Regions from separate parts of the Homo sapiens genome. Here all the other regions are linked to region 1. Evidence: chromatin contacts called from ENCODE Hi-C or POLR2A ChIA-PET data. All regions are on one chromosome and are shown on one strand. The core of a region is the stretch at or near the end of the contact, and the rest is flanking DNA. Distances in the headings are between cores, read along the strand shown.

The links. A loop is a pair of places that touch in the nucleus more often than their neighbours do. ChIA-PET counts read pairs that join two places held with the same protein, here RNA polymerase II (POLR2A). Pooled maps may share reads with other maps.
Region 2: a loop to region 1 is called in a pooled map, with 2.8 times the contacts of the local background. The contact joins the enhancer-like site here to the promoter of SATB1 in region 1. A Hi-C loop is called at or near these places in 4 of 50 pooled maps. POLR2A ChIA-PET finds 5 or more read pairs at or near these places in 2 of 52 experiments (A673 and activated B cell).
Region 3: a loop to region 1 is called in a map of B cell, with 5 times the contacts of the local background. The contact joins the promoter of RAB5A here to the promoter of SATB1 in region 1. A Hi-C loop is called at or near these places in 2 of 168 maps with a recorded cell type or tissue (B cell and ascending aorta) and 17 of 50 pooled maps. POLR2A ChIA-PET finds 5 or more read pairs at or near these places in 1 of 52 experiments (activated CD4-positive, alpha-beta T cell).
Region 4: a loop to region 1 is called in a pooled map, with 6 times the contacts of the local background. The contact joins the enhancer-like site here to the promoter of SATB1 in region 1. A Hi-C loop is called at or near these places in 2 of 37 single-sample maps with no recorded cell type and 1 of 50 pooled maps.
Region 5: a loop to region 1 is called in a pooled map, with 4 times the contacts of the local background. The contact joins the enhancer-like site here to the promoter of SATB1 in region 1. A Hi-C loop is called at or near these places in 2 of 37 single-sample maps with no recorded cell type and 3 of 50 pooled maps.

Annotation. Positions count from the first base shown.
Region 1 is chr3:18,423,222-18,427,696 of GRCh38, reverse strand. SATB1 (SATB homeobox 1) reads left to right here and starts at 2,358. Exons shown (of 11, transcript NM_002971.6): 1 at 2,358-4,070.
Region 2 is chr3:16,839,415-16,843,889 of GRCh38, reverse strand. No RefSeq gene overlaps it. Among named protein-coding and RNA genes, the nearest start is that of PLCL2, 43 kb to the left of the region's middle. RefSeq lists an enhancer at 1,325-1,574. Within about 2 kb of position 1,874, at least 22 of the 41 ENCODE cell types and tissues checked have a DNase peak (open chromatin) inside an H3K27ac peak, as active enhancers do.
Region 3 is chr3:19,945,212-19,949,686 of GRCh38, reverse strand. It overlaps RAB5A (RAB5A, member RAS oncogene family), which reads right to left and starts at 2,590. Exons shown (of 6, transcript NM_004162.5): 1 at 2,166-2,590. It also overlaps a transcript of EFHB not described here. RefSeq lists enhancers at 1,306-1,905, 1,952-2,001, 2,522-2,571, 2,433-2,602, 2,528-2,697 and 1 more.
Region 4 is chr3:19,557,784-19,562,258 of GRCh38, reverse strand. No RefSeq gene overlaps it. Among named protein-coding and RNA genes, the nearest start is that of MIR4791, 250 kb to the right of the region's middle. Within about 2 kb of position 2,383, at least 3 of the 41 ENCODE cell types and tissues checked have a DNase peak (open chromatin) inside an H3K27ac peak, as active enhancers do.
Region 5 is chr3:19,540,308-19,544,782 of GRCh38, reverse strand. No RefSeq gene overlaps it. Among named protein-coding and RNA genes, the nearest start is that of MIR4791, 230 kb to the right of the region's middle. RefSeq lists enhancers at 1,878-1,967, 3,970-4,079 and a silencer at 3,187-3,356. Within about 2 kb of position 1,887, at least 3 of the 41 ENCODE cell types and tissues checked have a DNase peak (open chromatin) inside an H3K27ac peak, as active enhancers do.

The DNA of each region.
Region 1 (4,475 bases), core at 1,109-3,608:
AGGTGCTATTCAAATTTAAGGATTGCTGTATTAATTCCCATATTATATTAGCATTCACCAGGTCATTAGGAGGGTAAAACATTCAGATGGCATTTTGTCTTATTTATTTCTGTAAAATGATGTAATAAGCATGTTTACAATATTTTATTTCAGTCTATCTTAATATTGATATTTCCCGTGATCTTTGTTTAGTGGTGTTTTCTCTTAGTTTAAATTTTATTTTGCCCAACAGCTTTCTTTTCTTTTATAAAAAACATTCAGCTTGAGGTGACATTGCCTGGCTAAATTACATTTGTGTGTGTGTGGACCACTATAATTTTTCTTTATTTTTAAATGTTGCTATTGTTTGTAAATTTGTACAACAAGGCACTAGAGTGCACAGTCCCTACTGAAAACAAGGCAGGTTTCAGGGAAACATGTCAGGCATTACTAGTTTGAAGCAACTATTAAAGTATCCATATTGGAAATTTCAAATTTAACCTACCATATTTCTATTTCTTATACTTTAGCTAACATATCTTCCTTCAGATTTCCCCACATTTTAACTTTTAAAAATTTACTATCATTTGGGCTTTTTACTAAAAATTTGCCTTAAATTTCTTTTCCTATTTTTGATGCTGTGTTTTCTGTTTATCACATGTTCATTCTTTTGCTCAAGGCTTGGGTTTGTGTGCCAAGATTCACGGTTGCCTTCCCAGATTTGGCTAACCTTTCTGGTTTGTGGGTGAAACGTGGGTGCTATTAGAGTGATATATTTTCATTTTGTTTCTCCTAAACTTACTCTCCCCTAGGAGGCCATCATTTCCTACACTTTTCTGCTTTACCTTTTGGCTTTTCTTTAGATTTGTAATGTAAACAGTGTGCCTAAGAGTGTATTGGTGGCTTTACAGAGCTTAATTTGCAAATTTCCCTTTTATCTCAGTACTTGTGCTAACTTGTTGCTTTTTTATGTGTAACAAAATGTTTATCTGACTGATTTTTCTCTTTTCCCTACCAGCAAATTCTGAAAAATAATTCTTGTTTTTTGTTAATGATTAACTGCCTTCAGGGTGCTAAAATGGTAGAACTAAAACCTAAGCGATAAATGAGGCATTTCTATTTTGGGTTACATTGTAATATTCTTTATTTTTACATGAACTATATTTAATAGATTGTCTAAATAATAGGATCATACTTATGTGGTAATGACCATTTATCTAACTGGGTAACCTACCCTAGATTACAGCAGAAGTGTTTATTGCTACAACAGATGTATTTACCAACCCAAACTTTCCTCTTTTGCCTAGCGTAAATTATTTGAAGAATGATGGCATCTTTTCCTTTATAATAACAAGTCAGGTCTCTTTCAAGTGACCCAAATTTTGTTTAACTCGGCCACGTATTTCTTCTTCCAAAGTATTCTATGGCTCAGAAGTGAGGGCGATTTGAACCAACGTCTGACTAGTACAGAACGCTCTTACTCAGTTCTTTCTAATGTTGGCTCCTCATAGTTTAAGGACCACCCTCCTTAGAGGATAAACATTCCGAGCGTTTCGAGGCTCCTGGCCTTTATTGCTGTACACGTTTCTGCACCCTCCGCGCTTCCCCGGAGAGAACTGCCTTCCGTCTGTACCCCTCCAGCCACTTCCTGATGGCTCCCTACCTCATTCCTCAGCGCCTGTCACCTGCGTACCCGCGCCCTTCTCCCACGGGGCCGGTGCGTCTCCCTGTCCCCCCACCTCGCCTGTCCCTCTGCGACGCTCCAGGCGTACTCCTTTTTGTGGCTTTTGTGGCGTGTGGGTGGTTGGTTAGTTTTCTCCCCTGGCCCTCGCCCCCTCCTCCCCGTCATTTTCCTTCCCCCCGCCCCCCGTGCCCGTCCTGCCCGTCCTGCCCCTCCTCCCTCCCACTCACACACCTGCCCCTGCCGCCCGCGCGCCGCGCGCTCCCCTCCCCGCTCCGGCGGACGCTGCCAGGGAAGCCCCCTCTCCTCCTCCCCTCTGCGCCCTCCCTGGCGCGTCTGGCGGCGGCCGGCGCTAGCCCTCGCACAGCGCCCTGTTATTCTGGGTATTGTGTGTAATAAATGTCGGGCCGCCTCACTCTAATCAAGCTCATTACAAATTCTTGCGCGCCCGGGGCCGGAAATCGTGCGCTCCCCCCATTCCCTCACTCATTCACTAGTTACTTGTCTTTCGGCTTTTTAACTCGCCGCCCCCGCCCCCTCCCCCAATCCCGGCCCTCCAGCCCGGGTTTTAATCCCCATCCCTTTTCCGCCCGCTCCGTGCACCCTGCCCCCCCACGCCGCCTTCCTCCTCGGCTCCGCACCCCCTTCCTCCTCTCCTCCCCCCTCCTCCTCCTCCGCCGCCGCCGCCGCCGCCGCCACTTTCTCGCTCGCTCCCGTTCCCCGGACGCGGCGGATGAGCCGGCCCCGCTGGGGAAGGCTCCGGGCGGCGGCGGGCGGCCGGGAGGAGGCTGCGTGCTCGGGGCTGGGGCTGCGAGCGGGGTGATTTTGTATTAAAATGAGGAGGAGGAAGAAGAGGCACCCACAGCGGCAGCGGCGGCGGCGGCGGCAGCAGCAGCAGGAGCAGCGGCGGAGAGGGCTGCAGCCCGGGCGGACGCGCGGAGCCGAGCGGGGCACGGCGGCGGCAGCGACAGCGGCCGGGATGAGTCAACTAATAATTTAATGGGGGCAGAGACGGCAGCGAGGGGTAGAGCTAGCGAGGGAGAGAGCGAGAGAAGCAGCCCCGTCCGGGGACTCGCGCTCACACTCACGCACACACACAAACACACACACACCTCTCCCTGTGCCACCCAGCAACACCCGGCCTCGTCACAACAACAACAGCCGCGGCCGCCCTCTATCCTGCCCGGGGGCCCAGCCGAAAGCCAGGGCGACTCTAGAGGACGCTGCCCGCCCCCCTCTTTCATTTCGGGAAACTCCTGATCAGTTTTGTCGGGGTTTCTGGGTTTCTTTTCCCCCAAAGTCCTAGTGCCATTGTGGTGCTCGTTGTTTACCTCGGACTCTGGACGAGTGAGAGCTTGGCGACTTTTTGGGGGGAGGGGGCGGGGAGTTTGTCGCTGCCTAGGCGGTGGAGGTGGCTGGGGGTGCCTTCTGATCTTCCTCCTCCTCCCCCTCCCCCCGAACCTCTTCTCTCCTCACTTGCTGGGACCCCAGACGCTCACAGCCCCGCGTCAATGGGCAGGGAGAGGGTCCTTGCGGCTGTTGTCAGCGAGGGCAGAATCAAAAGTGGCATTTTAGTGCCTTTCCGGGGCTTTTCTCGCGACCCCCTGCCCCCCACCCTCGCTGTCCCCCGCTAGATGCCCTCGTTGGGGGTGCGAGGCTGTGGGGAAAAGTTTAAGGTTTGTTAATATTAGTCGCGATTGTTGGCGAGGGGGGTGGGGGTGATTGGAAGGGAGGCGAGGTGGCCTTCCCAATGCGCGTTATTCGGGGTTATTGAAGAATAATATTGCAAGTGACAGCCAGAAGTAGACTTTCTGTCCTCACACCGAAGAACCCGAGTGAGCAGGAGGGAGGGAGAGACGCGAAGAGACCTTTTTTCCTTTTTGGAGACCTTGTCCGCAGTGATTTTTTTTTTTTTAAGAGAATCCTCAGTCACCACGTCGTTTCCCCAGCACCATCACAGTGTACAGCTCATAACGGGTTTTGCTTTGTTTTTACGATTTCCCCCCAACGAATCACTTGTCAGATCAATTTTATCTTCTTCCTCCTCCCTGCTTCCCACTCTCCCCTCCTCCCCATCGCAAACCCTGTTCTCTGAGGTTAGACATTTTACAAACCCCTATATGTTGGTTTTCGAATTGTGATTTTTTTTTTAAACCCCTTTCTCATGGCTACTCTTCTAGACGTTTATTTCTGCCCTTCCCCCGCTTAGGGGGGCGGGGGTAGGGGAAAGGAAAATAATACAATTTCAGGGGAAGTCGCCTTCAGGTCTGCTGCTTTTTTATTTTTTTTTTTTTAATTAAAAAAAAAAAGGACATAGAAAACATCAGTCTTGAACTTCTCTTCAAGAACCCGGGCTGCAAAGGAAATCTCCTTTGTTTTTGTTATTTATGTGCTGTCAAGTTTTGAAGTGGTGAGTTTCAGGTCGGTTTTGCTAATTTCACTCAGTAAAACTGCAGTGTTTCTGTTTCTAGATAGTACTTTGCTTCTTTGTCTCTTTAAAAGGTCACAGTGAAAGCTTGGCCTGGATCGTGCCGGCCATATGGAATGGATAAGGGCACAATCTTAAAATGTGATTATGGGGTTGTGTGGGGGCGAAGGAGGCGATCCAGCTAGAAACTCATTGAAAAGGATCTCGCTTTGCAAAAAATCGGTTCCTAAAAAACTAGAATTTCGAGATTTTCTTTCCTTTTAAAGGAAATAATTGTTGTTACTGAGTTCACTGTTTTATTCAGTAATTATCATATATGGTCTTAGTTTATGGGCAGATAAATGGGATTTTCAGAAAGTAGCTTGCTTTCTGTGTGGCAACCAGACA
Region 2 (4,475 bases), core at 625-3,124, 1.6 Mb after region 1:
AGGGGTTATAGGATGTGCCCAGGTTAATGAAGCTAGCACTTGCAGAGCCAGGATTTGCACCCAGGCATTGTAACTCCACTGCTTGTACTCTTAATCACTCTACTATTTTCTTACTGAACCCCACCTGAGGTATTTATACTAATTCATCCATTCATTTTAAACTCAGTATGTAATGAGCACTAGCTTCTCATGTGTATCAGGCACTGTGCTAGCTATGGTGTGAACAAGCAATGGGTTCCCTTGTACAGCTATAGCCTAGGACCCTAAGAACTCAATCACATTGGCTGATCATCACCACTGGGTTTGCTCCGAGGATCTTATCATCTACATGAGAGGGAAAGATCACTAAGGAAAAAAGACCATTAGGCACCATTAAGGACACACGTCAGGTGAGTGTTAGGAATATATTTCTTAGAATATCAGGTTTAGGGCTGAGCCTTAAAGACTTGAATGAATGATTCAAACTTTAAATGAATTAAACCCCTAATAGAATAAAGAGGCCAACCCAGGGCAATTTCAAGCCTACCCAGCAAAACCCCAACTTCCCTCAAGGGGCAACCCTTCCTGCTCCCTAAGTGGAGTGCGTGGAATGTGCCTTCTCTTAGGAATATCCTTTCCCACTTCTCCACCTGGCTGACTCCTTCTTAGACATCATTTAGGACTTTGCTACTTGAAATGTGGACCTTGGACCAGCAGCATTGGCATTACTTGGGAGCTTGTTAAAAACGCAAAATCTCAGGCTCCACCCAACCCTGCTGAATCAGAACCTGCATTTTAACACGATCCCCAAGTGCTTTTTGCATCCGTTACAATCGGAGACGCACCAAAGTAAGACATAGCTCAGATATTATCACTTCCTTGAACCCCTGGCTTCGGTGAGGTTCTTCTCCAGGGAGTGCCCACAGTGCCCTGGTCTTGGGCCCACCACAGCACTCACCACACTGAAATGTGTTTGTTGGTTCTCTGTCTCCTACCTGGATGGGCAGCAAAGGTGTCTTATTTATCTTGGCTTCTCCAGTGCCTATAACAATACTGAGTAAACATCAGTTGAAGGAACGAATGAGTGGCTCTGAAGAAAGGTGAAAGCACTCTGGAAAATTAGCATTATGTTGCTAGGAGCCCATCTGGAACCTAATACTTGACATTTCTCTCTCTCAGCTGCTCCAGCTGCCCCCTGCATACATGAACGATTTCTCTAAATGCACCTAACTTCAGCCTTCAGGCCTGAGCCAGCGTTTAGGGTTCTCTGAGTCTTCTGCTTTTAAGCCACCTCATCACGGAACCCAGTAGGAAAACCCCAACAAACAAGGGCGGGCCCTCTGCTGCTTGGCACAGCCACCTCAACAAAAGCTGGGCACTTCCTGTAAGGCCCAACCCTGGGCCTGGCATCCCATCCTGCAGGGGGATCGCCCCTCTCCCTACTTCTGCTCACCACCTCCGGCACTTCCCCCGGTTACTTGGGTTGCTGCAGGAGCTGGGAGCACACCTTGCAGCTGCGGCAGCTTCAGAAGCTCAGATTTAACAAATGCTGGGCCGGCCTCAAAGTTAACTTCAGTTCAGTTTTCAAAGATCCTGCAAACAGCAGAAGGAGACCAGCCTGCTTCTTGTTTCTTGTCAAAGAGCGCTGTTCCCTAATTAGCCTCTCATGCTAACTTGGGGGAGCATCTCTATTCTTAGATAATACAGAAAACTGGTTTTACCCCTTAATAGTGTCTTTCTTTCTTTTGTAAATAGTTTTTTAATAAACATTTTGGTAGCTACATGAGGTTGGGTAATGCCCAAGGCTTTACCAACCTCATTGTGATATTTTTTTCACTTGTAACATATGTGACCACAGATGCTGCCACAGGCGTCACGTGGCCCCCTCACTGTAGCTGGGAGGGGACACACCTCCCATTTCCCTCTGACCACTGGGCTTTGTCTTTTCTCTCTCCTGTCTAAATTACTGAGCTGTCAGATCTAAAAGGACTGTAAAGAATAGAGATGTCATTGCCCTCTTATTTTAAAAAATTAGTAAAACAAATTGCTTTAAGTTTTCTAAACTTTTCAAAGCATTTTTAATGCAATACGTCTACATGCTAATTGTAGAAAATGTGGAAAAGCCAGAAAAGCATAAATTACCCATAATGCTACAATACAGAGAAAAATCACTCAACATCTCGGTAAATTTCTCACTAAACTTCATGTATCCAGAATAATGCATGTGAATGACTAGCGATGGAGCTGTCCTCCACCTTCCAGCCCCCACTGATACTTCAGGAACTTGGTAATAATACAAACCTGCACTTTATGCAGTTTGGAGTTTTATTCCTACTTACAAGATTATGAGTGGGTTTATTGTACTTCTATAGTTGAGCTGAAACTACGGCAGTCCCTTCTCACCTGCACTTTCACTTTCCAACGTTTTAGTTATTTGCAGTCAACTGCAGTCTGAAAATAGTAAATGAAAAATTCCAGAAATAAACAATTCATAAGTTTAAAATCGTGCAATATTCTAAGGTGCTTGATGAACTCCCACGCTGTCCCACTAGGTCCTCCTGAAATGTGAAATATCCTTTTGTCCAGAATACCCACGATGTATACCACATAGTAGTTGTTTTGGTTATCAGTTTGAAAAAACAGAGAATATATAGGATTCAGTACTATTTGAGGTTTCAGGCATCTGGTGGGGGGTCTTGGAAGGCATCCCATGCAGATAAGCAGATAAGAGGGGACTACTGTGCATACAACTTTGTATACTTCCTTTTTTTTTTTTTTTTTGCTTAAAGGAATATCAAGAGAATTTGCTCATGTTAACACTTTTTTCCCCCATTTTCTAATTTGTCAAATGAGTTTAAATGAGGTGATAAAATTGTTGGAAGTTGGGAGGTTACTAATCTGTTGTAATAAGATTTAAATAAAATAATATATTTTCAAAGTGCTTAGCTTGGGGCCTGGCATATAGTAAACTCTTCATAAATGGTAGCTATGACCATAGATTATTACTAAAATCTCATTTTAATGCCAGCATATTTCATTCTAAGTAGCATATTTAACCACCCACCCTTTTATTGTTCTGAGCTTGTTTCCAATTCTCCCCATTAAAAATTGTAGCACTGCAAGGATATCTTTGAGTATAACTTTTTGTTTCCTTTACAAAATTATTATTTCTTTAAAATAGATGACTCGGTTGAAAGATATAAACATTTTAAAGGCTTTTTGTTATATATTGACAAATAACTTCCCAGTGTTAATAACACTCAGTATTAATAACTGGCAGAAAATTTGGTACTAGGAAGTTATTTATCTATGTATAATAAAAATTGTATCAAATTTCTGGCCAACCACAAACGGGATTGCCCATCTTTCTGCATCCTCACCAGTAGTCAATCTTCTTTTTAAATCTACAAACGTAGCAGGTGAAAATTTGATTTTGTTGTTCTTTGAATTTGTATTTCTTGAAATTACCAATGAAGTAAAAATATCTTCATTAACCATCTGTATTGAATTATCTCTTCATGATCCGTACAGTAAAAGATATTTTATCAGTCAAATACCCTAATGGTTTGGATTTTCTTTTGTGTGTGGTATTTCTCATCTCAAAACCTGTCAGAAACACACTCACTTCCTACACACAACTAGAAAGGCTATCAGTAAGACTATTTGGGATTTTGCCAGAGATGCCTTTAAATTTAATCATACAACTACTAAATATTATATTTGACAAAGATTCACTCTATGTATCCATACAGTGGTTCTTAACCACAGATTCTATCCAGGATGGGTGAGAAAGAAAGGGGTGGGAATAACCAGAGCCCAGGCTGCAGCTGTAACCCACAGCCCATCTGACCTGTGCTCCGCCCTAAGTGAGCATCTGAGCCCAGGCCATGCAAACAGAAACTCAGGACTCAGAGGGACACCCACCTCTCCCAGCTAGCATCTGGTCACAAACTGAGTAGCAGAGCTAGGATTCAACACTGGGCCGCGTGGGCCCCAAAGTGGATGCTCTTGGCCCACCAAACCACACAGGGTCCCTTAAAAACAGGGTCTCTGAACATGAGAATATCCAAAGTTTATATTCTGAGAGCCTCAATAAGATTTTTATGAGGAAGGCATCTTACTAATTTTTATCCTCAAAGTAAAATTGCTGTCTCCAGGAAGGAAATGCATTTCCTTGTGAACGCTTGCCGGGGTCCTTTAATTCTAAGAGAGAAACTGAGGTCGAGTGTCATCCTGGCTCCCAGAGAGGCATTTATTCTTACTGTGACTCAATTTCCTCTCGTAAAAAAGGGAAAACATTCCAACCTCTCCCAGAAAGATGGCGAAGATGCTGGGCTTTGTTGGTCCTTGCACGGGGAAAATGACTGTGGAATACCAGATCCTGAGGACTGTTTTGTAGAGATTATATAGCATCTGTCATTCACACAATGCCTGCTGATTAATAACGATTGAAATTATTGTGAAAGTAATTTGCAAGTACAAAGCAGGATCTGCAT
Region 3 (4,475 bases), core at 1,341-3,840, 1.5 Mb before region 1:
ATCTCTAAGGAATTAGTGAATATTTGAAGAACCTTTTTCAATCCACTCACAAACCAATCTTAACAGTTTCCTTCTATCTTTAATCAAAATCCGAATACATGCTAATATATTAAACCTGATGATTCCCTCTCTAAAAACCCTGCTATATTTCATTTAGCTACCTCATATAAGAAATACGTCTTTCACACTGGACAGAGTGGCTTATACCGGTAAATCCCAACACTTTGGGGGTGAGGCAGGAGGACTCTGAGACCAGCCTGGGCAACACAGTGAGACCCTGTCTCTATATTAAAAACAAAAGAAAGAAATATGCCTTTCCCATAAAATGAGCTTATAATACGCTCTTCATAATGAATTCCCTAACATGTCCACGAGATCTTAGTTCTTAAGGCAATGAAACTACCTCCTTGCCTTAACTAAACACCAGCTTTTTAGAGTCCTTATCTTTTACCATTACATACTGAAATATTTACAGATTTATTGACGTAATATCTGAGTTGCTTCCAAATAACAAGGTATAAATAAAAATGCCCCCTCCTCCACAAACATACCAGATTTAGGGGTGTAATCCTGGCTATACCAATTTCCGTCTGGGCAAACTCTTTAATTTCCAAGTTTCTATTCCCATAATATCTAACTTGCATAGCTGATGTGACAATTAAATAAAACAATACATGTAAACAATCTCTAATATACATAGTAGGGATTGAAATTGCCAATAATGTGCTCCTTTGATAAGAAAATGATAAAATATCAATAGAACATCATATATACTGAAAATGCACCAATACATCTTCAGATATTACACACAATCAAAACATTTTCCATTTGTCTTTTTATTTAAGAAAACAAGAAATTACTTATCAAGGACAATATGCTCCAAATTTCTACGGCACTTCCAAAATTTTAGGGAAAATATCAGACTCCCATTAAAAAAAAAAATCAAACAAGATTCTGATTTCACTTTGACTTTTAAGGTTTAAAGCTACTTAATTGTGGCTACTCCCCCTAAGGATCTCAAACAGGAAATAACTAAAGTTAATGGTAAATATACACTTAGCATAACACTAAGGTTAAAAATTACGTGCATTCATTTGTATTCACTGCTTACTGAAACTTCTGTTTTGCAAAACAAGAATTTTGCATAATATACATTTGTAATCTTTTGAAAATAACTGTTATTCATTCTATAGTTAAAATCCTTCTAAGGGTTCTTTGATCAAAAAATTGACTGGGCACTTATTTTGTGCCAGGCACTGTTCCATTTACTTTGTTTATACAAATGCTGAGTTATCACTTCCATTTTACTTTAGGAATAAAGTTTATGAGCAGTCTTGAGTATTCCCAGAGGTGTACAAGTGTTTTTTTCTTATTATGTGAAAGGCAACTGATTGAACGCTTTGATTCCATTTAAGCAAGACAAAAACCAAGTATGTGAACTATGACGTTCAGAACTTAACAAGTTTGAAAGTCTCAGAGGTAAGCAGCTTCCAGGGAAGATAACGCCAGAGCAAGTTCCATGGTCTCTACCCAGTGAAGGAGTTCAGCGGTCCTGTTATCTTGAATTTATTTAACGCTGTAGTTCACTACCTTCCAAACAGAAAACAAGTCTCTAGACAGCCTATTTTGACGAGCCTCCCACCCACCGACACTACTCATCTTTGGAAGTTGAAGATAGGCGGAGCTCCCCACATTGACACCTGCAGTAGGCCCAGGTTCCTGCTTGGAGAGCACCTGAGTAGCTAATAGCCAACTACAGATCGCCTGGATAAGCAGCACTCGCCAGGTCCCTTGGCCTTTCCAACCTCCTCCCCCGAACCTGCCTTGCTTTGACCGAGACCCCCAGGACTGCCAGGACGGAGACCAGGCGGAACCGCGGCCTCCAGTACACTTTCCACGGCGCCATCTTGAGAAGGGAAAGGGTGACACCCGTCGCTCCCTCAGTCAGTCCCCAAATCCCGGTCTCCAGAGCCCCTGGAGGATGAGTCACCAGGGCTGGCAGAACAAGACGCCGGGTTCGATAGTTCTCTGGTCCAGGGCACTGCTGCGCGTGAGGGAGAAGGGGTGGGGGGTCTCAGTACCGGCAGGGCCGCGGACAGGCTGGGGACCGCGGATAACCTGGGGTCCAGGCCCCCGCTGCGCAGGAGGAGGGGCGGTTCGGTTACCTGAGACCGCAGCAAGCCGAGCTGCGGGGCCGAAGCTTCCTGGCAGCAAGGCCCAGGCGTGGCCCGTAGGATGAGAGTGTATCTATGGCGGTGGTGGTGGCGGCGGCGGCGTCGCCTGCTCTTAGCGCCGCTCCCCTCACACTGGACTGTGCGGGGCTCGTGCCGTGGTGCCGCCCCTGTCGGGCTCCGTCTCCGCCTCTCGCCGCTCCCCCTTCCTCTTTCCTTTCTCCTCCTCCGCCGCCGCCGCCGCCGCCGGCGCTGGAGTTCCGACTAATTCTTCCTCCTCCTCCTCCCTCTGCCTCCTCCCCTAAGGCCAGCCGCCGGCTCCTTCACGAACCAAAACACAAACACTCAAGTCCCACCGCCGGAGCCACTTCCGCTGCCCGGTGCCGGCCCCGCCGCCACGTCGCTGCACGCAGCGAACTGCGCCACTTCGTCACTTCCCATCATCGCCAGTCCGCCTGCTCCTTCCGCTTCCTCGCCCCTTCCCGAATCCCTCCCCGCCTAGGTTTGTTCGCGGGGCGGGGCGAGGCAGGATGTCACGTGACCCTGCGAGTGGCTCAGATCCGAACTGGCCGCCTTTCTCCCCTTCCCCCACCCCAGGTACGCGCGGCCACGCCCTCTCCAGCGCCATTGTTATTTAGGCTGGGGGGTCTCTGGGCTCCTGGCGGCCGGGGTCGGGGGAAATTCCTTTACTATTCTTTGGGGGAAGATCAAAATAACTTGTGTTTTTTTGTTTGTTTTTTGTGCCCAGCCCTTGTGGGAGCGGCGAGGTTCCCTAACCCCAATCCTGGCATCTCGGCTAAGGGGCTTTATTAGAGGGAACTTGTCTAGCACGAGAGAACCTCCTCCCACAAAATGGCCCTGGGGTTGGGTAGGTCGGTAAAGGCTGCTAAATCGCATTTACCCCAAGGAGGAAGAAAGGACCCTCCCTATCCCAAAAGCCGCCTTTAGGCGCCTGACAATAAGAAGTCGCTTCTGTTAAGAGTTTACGTGGTTTTGGTAGGGGGCGGGGAAGGCCAAATCCTAAAATAGTGTCTGCCTTTTATTCAGAATTTCCCTTCGCTCTTTACTGTACTAAACGCTTTACAGGAATTATCCCATTGAATTCTTACACTCGAGTCTTTCATTCTGAAACTAACTTGTTAATCGTCTGTTCCCTACATTCGAATTTTAGCTCCCCTTGGTGGTCCTCACCGCTGTAAATCTATGTCTAGCCCAGTGCCTGGCAGCCAAGTCTTCAGTTCTAGTTGTAGATGTTTTATAGGTAAAGAATTTGAGACACAAGAGATTGAGTAACTTGTCCGAGATCACGGCTGTGTGGTGCAGAAGCTGGATTCTGATCTGCGGCGGGTTGGCTCCAGAACGTGAGTTGTTGAACACAATTCTGGTGAAAGACAACCCAAGATGTTCGTTACCCTCCACGGGGGACCTACTGAAGATGTGCTGCTTTAGTTGAATCCCACACCACATTCAGTCTCTGGCGAGGCTTCAGCCACCACCCCCTCCCCAGCCTCCGCCAAAAAAATTGTTTTGATAATTTAGTGGAAGAATATTAAATTGATTTTCCTTCAGAATAAAGGCTACTTTTCAGTTTGCAGTTTACAATGTATAGCTCTGTTGTAAGGGCGAGAATATTGTCTTTGAAGTGTACCGGGTTAAGGTATCTTATGGGCGTACAGTCGGCGGCATTGTGCAATTAAGATGATTTGAACTTTGAACAGCCCGTCTTTCAGATCAACTACCTAGTTGCCAGAAGAACGTAATGTGTCATACGTAAATGATACCTGTGGCATTTTATTCTCAAGGAGTTGTTCAATATGAACTATTAATCATGGTAATAGCTCTGGGACAATCCCAGGAGGAGTCAGGAAATAGGATATGTGACATCAGTTTTGTCATGTCAACAGTATGCCCAAAACGAAACCTATTCCACTCCAAACCTGCTTCTGCTTAGAGACTGGCATTAACATCCTCCCAGTCACCCAGACTTGGAACTGCAGAATCAGCTTCACCTCTTTCTTCTCCTCACAAACCATTGTCCATTCTATCAACAAATTATCTAATCCCCAAATTTGAAGTCTAATCCCAACACCTGGTCCATGGTAGTGTTTATATAAACTGAAATTAATGCATACTGCTGTTCTTTCTGTCCATTCTTTACATTTTAGCCACTCTACTAAAAAATGTTCAATGCTATGTCATTACTTGACAGTCTAAAGTTCTTTAACTCTAGTCCCAACCCAAGTTTCTTTCATTCTATTTCTATAGAATTCCTCTCCCCATACTCTTTATTTGTTCCCTGATCAC
Region 4 (4,475 bases), core at 1,134-3,633, 1.1 Mb before region 1:
GGTGCATTATACGAACTATAAGCTAGCTGTATTCATGATATCAAGAGTCCCAAATAAGCTTTATAGTGAATAAATTTGTACAGGTGACTCTCAGATATATTCAGGTATCCTGTCACATTTTGTTGAAGTCTTATCAGTCTTTCAAGGCCAAATTTGAAGCCAGCTCTTTCCCGAAGGATTCACTGATCCTTTGCTCAGATAATATCACCTTTCCCTCCTCCCACTTTTCTCATCACCACTGTAGCTTCTCTGTTATCAGATAGTTCCGATCTCTTCTGCCCTGTGTTCCAGCATCTGCTTCCTTCCTTTGAGTATGAATGACTTAAGCTAGGTTTTCCCCATGGTCTTGTTCATAATACTAACTCAAAAAATCTTTGATTGAGTGGAATTTATAAAATTTTAAATGTTTGGGATTTAATTAAAACTATCGTACTAGTGTCTGTGACTACTATAATAAATTACCACAAACTTGGTGACTTAAAGGAAGAGAAATTTATTCCTTCACAGTTCTGGAAGCCAAAAGTCCAAAATCAGTATCAGTGGCCCCAAATCAAGCTGGGCTGCACTCTTTCTGGAAGTCCTAGGGGAGAATCCTTTTCTTACTGCTTCCAGCTTCTGTGGCTGCCAGCATTCCTTGGCATGTGGCTTCATCACTCCAATCTCTGTCTGCCTCTGCCTTCGCATTTTCTGTGTGTAATCTCCTTTTTCCTCTTTCTTATAAGGACTCTTATTGCATTTTAGGTCCCACCTGAATAGTCCAGGATAAGACCCTTAATCACAACTGCAAATATCCTTTTTCCATTTGCAACTTCCTGGGATTAGATGTGGTATGTTTGAGGATATTATCCTACCAACTATAGGTAACTAGCGTCTATCTGAGGAACCATATACTAGGGAACTTCACAATTTTTTTTTTAACATTGAATCTGTTTCCCTATTTGAAAAAGTCCAGGGTAAAAGATAGTCTCTGTGTTGACAGGATTCAGTAGTAAGAAATGAAGAATATATATATATATAAAACACATAGTATATATTTAAAGTAATATATATTATTTTAAAAATCATATTTATTGAGATATAATTTATATACAATAAAGTATAATCCTTTTAAGTGTTTTGATAAATTTTGGTAAATTTATTCCCATATAAACACCATTGCGATTAATATACAGAACATTTTATCATGCCACAAAAGTCCCTTGTGTTTGTCCCTAGTCAGTCCTCTCCTCTCTTTACCTTGGTTCCAGGCAATCACTGATCTGCTTTTTGTCTTTATAGATTAGATTTGTTTTTTTCTAGAGTTCTATATACATGTCATCACATAGTATGCTTCTTCCGCTCAGCATAATGCTTTTGAGATCCATCTATGTTGTTGCGTATATTAATAGATTATTTCTTTTATTGCTGAACAGTATTTTGTTCATCCATTCCTCTGTTGATGGGCATGTGGGATGTTTCCAGTTTGAGACTGTGATGAATAAAGCTATGATGAGCATTTGTATACAGTTTTTATGTGTGGATATATTTTTTGTTTGACATATGTTCCTTCTTTAGAATCCATCTCCCCATTTAATTTTCCATGACTTTAGAGAGCCATCCCTTAAAATGTACAGACATGAACAAACTTGGCAATAAATGTGGTGACAGTTTTTGTAGGACTTCCTGCCTTTCCTGTTTCTATAATAGAGACAGAGCAGCCACTTCAAAGACTCCTACTTTTCTTTCAGTTAGGATTTAATCCTTTCAACTAACCAAGCAGACAGTAATTCCATTGAGAAAACAAAAGAAATTGGAAGGGATATGAGAGCTTGGAAGTATAAGCAAGTAATTATTTGATTCAATCAGAGGAAGAACCAATCTTAATGGGGATATTGCTGGCTAAATTAAACTGCAGGGAATCAAACATGAATCTAACTTGAAATGTAACCGACTTTGTAAGCCACAGAAAGTTCACGCTCCATTAGTGTACTTTGTTCTCTCTTGCCATAGAACTCTTAGAAGAGCCCCTAGACAGATGGTGTTAATATGGAACCATTGATCAATCATATGATTGTTTCTTTTTCTCATGACACAGGTGATTTTACAATGATTTGGAATATCAACAGTCAATGAATTCACACATACGCTGTATCTCAGTGGTTGTGAGAATATCTGAGGTTAATTCTAACCTAGCTCCTAACTTTTGTTCTAACCCAGAGAAAGGTACTGAATACATTAAGGTTCCTTTGAGAAGAGAAAGGTAGAACTGAATATTTTAGCTGCTGTGGCAACAGGTGCCATTTACATCTGGTAGTTTTATTCTCAGAGAAAAGAAAACTGAGCAGAACTAAAACTGAGAAATGAAACTCGGTCACAGAAATGGGAACAAGATAGAAGGAGGGAAGTAAAATATGTGGTCCCAAGACCTCTGGCTCAACCTCTGTGCAGAGGATTTAATAGCAATAAAGCCAGAATTCCCAGTGTGGGGAATTTTCATTTCCACCATTAATTATATCTGCATACTGAGTTACAGCTAAGAAATTTTGAGGTATTCTAAAACAGTGTTCTCATTCAATTTCCCCTGACAGATAAAAGATAGAAACTTATATTAAATATAAACAACAGGTATCTTTCTATGTTCCCAATAGTAACATATTGGACTGTGAGAGTTAATACAACTGTCTAAATAGATCACTATTAAAAACACAGACTTTGAGAAACGGGCTATAATTCTTTGGTAATTGTGTAAATATATAACTAATTATTTTTCTTCTTTCAAGTGGCTATGTCAAAAAATTAGTGCTTTCTTCTATTGCCTTTCTCCTTTCATTTCCCACCACTTTCTGCATTTACTTTTTTCCTTTGTATTCAAGTATGGCTGAACGCTGGGTCCAAAACTGCTTTCAGGTTTTGGGGAAACTTTGATTCTATGTACATCATTTCAAGCTCTTTAAGAAGCCTAGAAGTTCTGGATATTGATAATGGTCCTTTAGTCCATTCTGCTGAGTCAGAACCTGGAGAGTCAGAGGAAACTAGAGATTAGATCTCCTTTACCTAGAATGGCAGGTCCATACAGATTTCAGATGGCCTTGCAGAATACAAAGTTAACCCTGAGTTCTACTGGAAGATATATTATCTTACAAAGTAGTAAATATGGCAAATATAGAGAACATAATTTAGAGATTGGTTTGGTGTCAACAACATTTCTGAATCTTGACACGGTTCCTATGATACAAAACATCTGATCCCAGCTTTTTATTCATTGATGCATTCATTCCCTCATTTATTCACTTGTTTAACTACACAAATATTTAGTAATTTCTGTGTTCTTTATGGATATAATAGTGAGAAAAATAGACAAAGTGCCTGCTCTCAAAGAGTTTACAGTGTGATGAAAAAAGAAACATTGATTGATAAAATACGTAGTTACATTTTTAATTTAAATCCTTTGAAAAAAGCTCACGGTGTTATAAGAGTATAAATCTTAAATGGTGACATTTGGCCTGGGACCTGAAGGCTGAATTGCCAGATGTATCTTATTAAAATTTCCAGTTTCATATTGAAATTGTAGTAGAATCTAGTCTGCACCCAGGTTGTGAAAAACAATAATTTTATGCAGAAGAGAATAAAGAAGGATTATAGTACCTGCCTTTTGATATCTAAACTTAAGAGGGCATCCCAGCAGTTCTTACATCTTTTAAGATTCGATGCCATCCCCATCAAGCTACCAATGACTTTCTTCACAGAATTGGAAAAAACGACTTTAAAGTTCATATGGAACTGAAAAAGAGCCCGCATCACCAAGTCAATCCTAAGCCAAAAGAACAAAGCTGGAGGCATCATGCTACCTGACTTCAAACTATACTACAAGGCTACAGTAATCAAAACAGCATGGTACTGGTACCAAAACAGAGATATAGACCAATGGAACAGAACAGAGCCCTCAGAAATAATGCCACATGTCTACAACCCTCTGATCTTCGACAAACCTGACAAAAACAAGAAATGGGGAAAGGATTCCCTATTTAACAAATGGTGCTGGGAAAACTGGCTAGCCAATATGGAGAAAGCTTAAACTGTATTCCTTCCTTACACCTTATACACACATTAATTCAAGATGGAGTAAAGACTTAAATGTTAGACCTAAAACCATAAAAACCCTAGAAGAAAACCTAGGCAATACCATTCAGGACATAGGCATGGGCAAGGACTTCATGTCTAAAACACCAAAAGCAATGGCAACAAAAGCCAAAATTGACAGATGGGATGTAATTAAACTAAAGAGCTTCTGCACAGCAAAAGAAACTACCATCAGAGTGAACAAGCAACCTACAGAATGGGAGAAAATTTTTGCAATCTACTTATCTGACAAAGGGCTAATATCCGGAATCTATAATGAAGTCAAACAAATTTACAAGAAAAAAACAACCCCATCAAAAAGTAGGCAAAGGATATGAACAGACACTTCTCAAAAGAATACATTTATGCAGCCAAAA
Region 5 (4,475 bases), core at 638-3,137, 1.1 Mb before region 1:
GCCCCGTGTCCATGTATTCTCGTTGTTCATCTCCCACCTATGAGAGAGAACATGTGGTGTTTGGTTTTCTGTCCTTGTGATAGTTTGCTTAGAATGGGGGTTTCCAGCTTCATAATGTTTTTTTTTTTTTTTTTTTTTTTTTTTTGCACTGATCTGACTCTGTGCTAACTAGGGTGAAAGAAAAAGATGCGGTTTCCTGAAGAGTTTTGAGGGAGAGAAGCAAGGACAGTCTAACTGCCCAGTAATAGCTTTTTCATTTTGTACATAGACCATTTTCCTCACTTTTTCCATTGTCTATCAAAATTTTCTGTAAAAGAAATAAAAATATGCTAGAGCCTTTGTATTCTGTGGATTAAAATAAATATATTGCACTTATCAGTAACTGTAGAAGAAAGACTTGATCCCCATTAAAGGAATTTTAGGCCATGAAAAATGTGTATGGACATGGGAGTCAATTTATGACATTTTTACAGAGAAGAAAACCTTGTTTAAAAGACCATATGCTAAAGATAGCTTTAAAAATATAATAAATCAACCATGTTAGTGAAAAACATAGTTTTATTATAAATAGTAATTCTGATGATGTTTTTGCATACAAGCACTCATTTTAAAAATACTATTAGGTTAGTGCAAAAGTAATTGAGTTTTTTTTTTACATTAAAAGTAATGTCTTTTAAAACTGCAATTACTTTCACACCAAGTATATCAAGAATGCTATGGTTTGGATATGGCTTGAGTTTGTCCCCCCTAAAACTGATGTTGAAATTGTTGGTTCCCAGTGTGGAGGCATTGGAGGTGGGGCTTAGTGGGAAGTGTTTGGGTCACAGTGGTGGATCCCTCATAAATGGTTTGGTGAGTTCTCACTCAGGCAAGATGAGATTCGGATTCGTTCTCATGGGAATGCCTTAGTTCCTGCAGAGTGGGTTGTTATAAAGCCAGGATGTGCCGGCCCTCAGGTTATGAATCTTTGCTTCTCTGCTTCCCCTCTGACCTTCTCCCATGTTATGAGGCAGCAGGAAAACCTCCACCAGAAACTGAGAGAATGCCACTGCCATGCTTCTTGTATTTTCCCACTTGCAAAATCACAAGATAGACTTATTTTCTTTACAAATTACCCAGCTTCAGATATTCTGTCACAGAAACACTAAACAGATTAACACAGAGAACTTTACTGTTTAAAAAGTAATTTTAATACGTTATTCCATTTACTTCATATCGAATGATCTTATGTAAATAGTATTTCCTTGTGTCAGTGGTCAGAATCTACCCTTCATTGCTCTGCTTGTGATACTACTGCTTGTGATACTGAACTGGATCTTGTAAATATTTCCTCTTTGTCAGTAGAGGGTGCTGGAGAGACACTGCAGAGGAAAGGGCTTTTTTCGTGGGTTCTGTGTCCTGCTTCTTTGATTGGCTCCTGTGGTACAGAGTGACCAGTGGTGTGTTGAACACCAGAGCCATTTCTCACACCAACCTTGGTCCACTTGAACCTCTGGGTGGATTTGCTGTTTGCCCAGCATGCATTTCCCTCTGGCCTCAGTCCAGTGACAATGGACCACTTCTTATCCAGGCAACCCAGCAAACCTCTTATTGGGCTATGTCTACCCCTTTTTCAGAAAGTCTGTATCCTAGCCTTGGAAACTTTCCAAATTTATTCCTTCCTTGGGTACCCTTTCTCCACCACAGGATGTTCTTTCATCTTTTCTTAGAAACCTATGTTCCATAATAATAATTATTTATTTTAAGCACTTCCTGTTCAAGTTACTGTGTGGTTTCTGTCTTTTGACTGGACCTGATACATACATACCTCATGTAGCAGATGCTTTTTGTGCTCTTCTCATACACACTCACGGTTCCAGGCTCTGCCTAAGACATTTTACTGCAAATTCCTGGGACTCTCTGCTAATGTTTTGTCTTTATATTTGCATAAGGACAGGCCAGATGTATGGTTAACATCTCTGGGTGCAGCCTTTAGCCATTGGGACAGATGGGACTTGGAGGATGAATAATCCAGCTTCTTCTTTGTTAGGTTGTGCAACTCATAAGTCATGTTCTGTAATGTCGTCTGGAGCTCCTTAGAGTGATTGAACCTCAGTTGCTCACAATGGTTACCTGCTCAATAATACATCACTTTCTAGCTTCCTTTTTTCAGTCTCATCTTGCCATTCCCTAATCAGTGTTTCCTGAATTTGTCCTCCAAATAAACTATTTCACCAAAATTTTTATATCAGGATATGCTTCTAGGAGAAGTCATATGGAAATATTCCAGTCTCAGAGAAAAGGGAATGAAGAGTCTGAGAATTTGTTTTGTTCAAAGCCAGATAGTTAAGCAGTGAAGTAAAGAACTCAGTTTATCTCAGCCCAAGTCTCACTCTTTATATTTACTTCAGAAAGTGTCTTTATAAAGACAGTGTTAACTACGTGTTAGATAAATGCAGACCTATTATTGTAGTCTAAATACATAAACCCTAGAGTATAGGTGTTGTACATATAACTCTGTAAAGTATTGCCCCATCAGCCACCTAGGCAGCAGCATTAAGATATAGAAACAGTTTCTAATAACAGAAAACTTTCTTTTTTCATTATTTCATATACGATATTTTATTGTCAGTAGGTACCACCTCTCCACAGTCAGATAGTAGATTATCAGTTGTTTTTTATAAATGTGGTTAAAACAGCACAGTGCTGCTCTTATGGCTTATATATGGAGCTGGTTTTGTGTTGCAGTATAAAGCTCTGATTTCTGAACACAACAACCATGTTTAAGCAAAATGAGGAAAAACATTAGGTAGTTTTTCCATGGGACACATTGTCTGTAGTCTTGAGGGAGGAACTTCTGTCTCAGCTCATGGTTCACAAGACCTACAATTGTGATCTGCTCTTGTAACCAACAATTATTCTTTTCCCAAGCTCAGACTCATGAAACTGAGATATGCCAATGATATCTGAGGAATAAAATCCTTCACAATGATATCTCTAAGCTAAACTAGAAATGATAGAATAGACGGCATTTTGGGGAGCCTATTCTAATCAGAAAGTGATATGTCCATCAACTAGTATGGTTTTAAAACATAGAGGAGTATTTGAAGTGGAAAGAAGATGATGAGTCTCCAGGAGGAAGGTTGATATTGATACACATCTTGTTATACACCTATACATAACTATATGCACATTCCTTCTTGCTTAAACCCTACTTCAGCCAATGCTGGGTCCTTTGTCGACTAGACTAGAGCAGTAGTTCTCGAACTTTAGCTGGTATCAGAAGCACCACAGGTTGCTGGGCCCTACCCCCAGAGTTTCTGATTCTGTATGTGTGCTACCCACACAAACTAAATCAAACTCTTTGTGGTTAGAGCCAGGAATCTGTTTTTTAAAAGCAACATAGGTAATTCTAATGGGTAGCCAGAGTCAAGAACCAGTGTTTGGGTATTTCTTTTTTTCTTTTTCTTTTCTTTTTTCTTTCTTTCTTTCTTTTTTTTTTCAGACAGAGTCTTGCCCTGTCTCCAGGCTGGAGTGCAGTGGCGTGATCTCTGCTCACTGCAATCTCTGCCTCCTGGGTTTAAGCGATTCTCCTGACTCAGCCTCCCAAGTAGCTGGGACTACAGGCGCCCGCCACCATGCGTGGTTAATTTTTGTATTTTTAGTAGAGACGGGGTTTCAGCATGTTAGCCAGGATGGTCTCCATCTCTTGACCTCGTGATACACCCACCTCAGCCTCCCAAAGTGCTGGGATTACAGGTGTGAGCCACCGCACCCGGCCTTGTTCAGGTATTTCTAAGCCTTTAACATGTGCACAAATTACCTGAGAATCTTGTCAAAATGTAGATTCTGATTCACTGCTCTGAGATGGGGGTCCAGGATTTTGCATTTTTAACAAGCTTCCAGATGAAGCTGCTGCTGTTGTCCCGCAAACCACACCCTGCGAACCAAGTGTGAGAAATGTTGTCTTCTTTACCCCTTTTCTGTAGACGTGGTTTTTGTGTAAGTTAACAAGAGATATGCTAAGTGATCTAGGCCCAGGGCTCAAATACCTTTGGGGTACTGGAAGCCAGAGTTGACAATTAGATTTGGTTCCACAGGTTGTCTGATTATAGCAGGAGGAACTCTTATGACTCATTTTGGTCAATAAGTTATCATGGCAACTTTCGGAAATCTGTGTTTCCATCTGAGGGCTTCTGGACATCACTGCCAATCATAGCAAGGGGCCCCAAAGATGCTGAGTGTTGGCCATGTGGCTGCAGCTACCCAGAGGGCTCTGTGTTCCCCAAAAGATGTGGCTGAGTTTGAGCCCCTTCCTTATTAGCATTTAATACTGACCCCCATGCAGAGTTCAGAAATAATTCTCTCTCAGGACAAATAAACCATAGTGAAGAATAAAGCTACAGGAGTAGCATAAAGTTCAGAGTCAGCACTGGTTAAAAAAAATTACCATGGCAAGTAAAAGTGCCAAAGCAAAAGGGTACTCTTTACCCTGG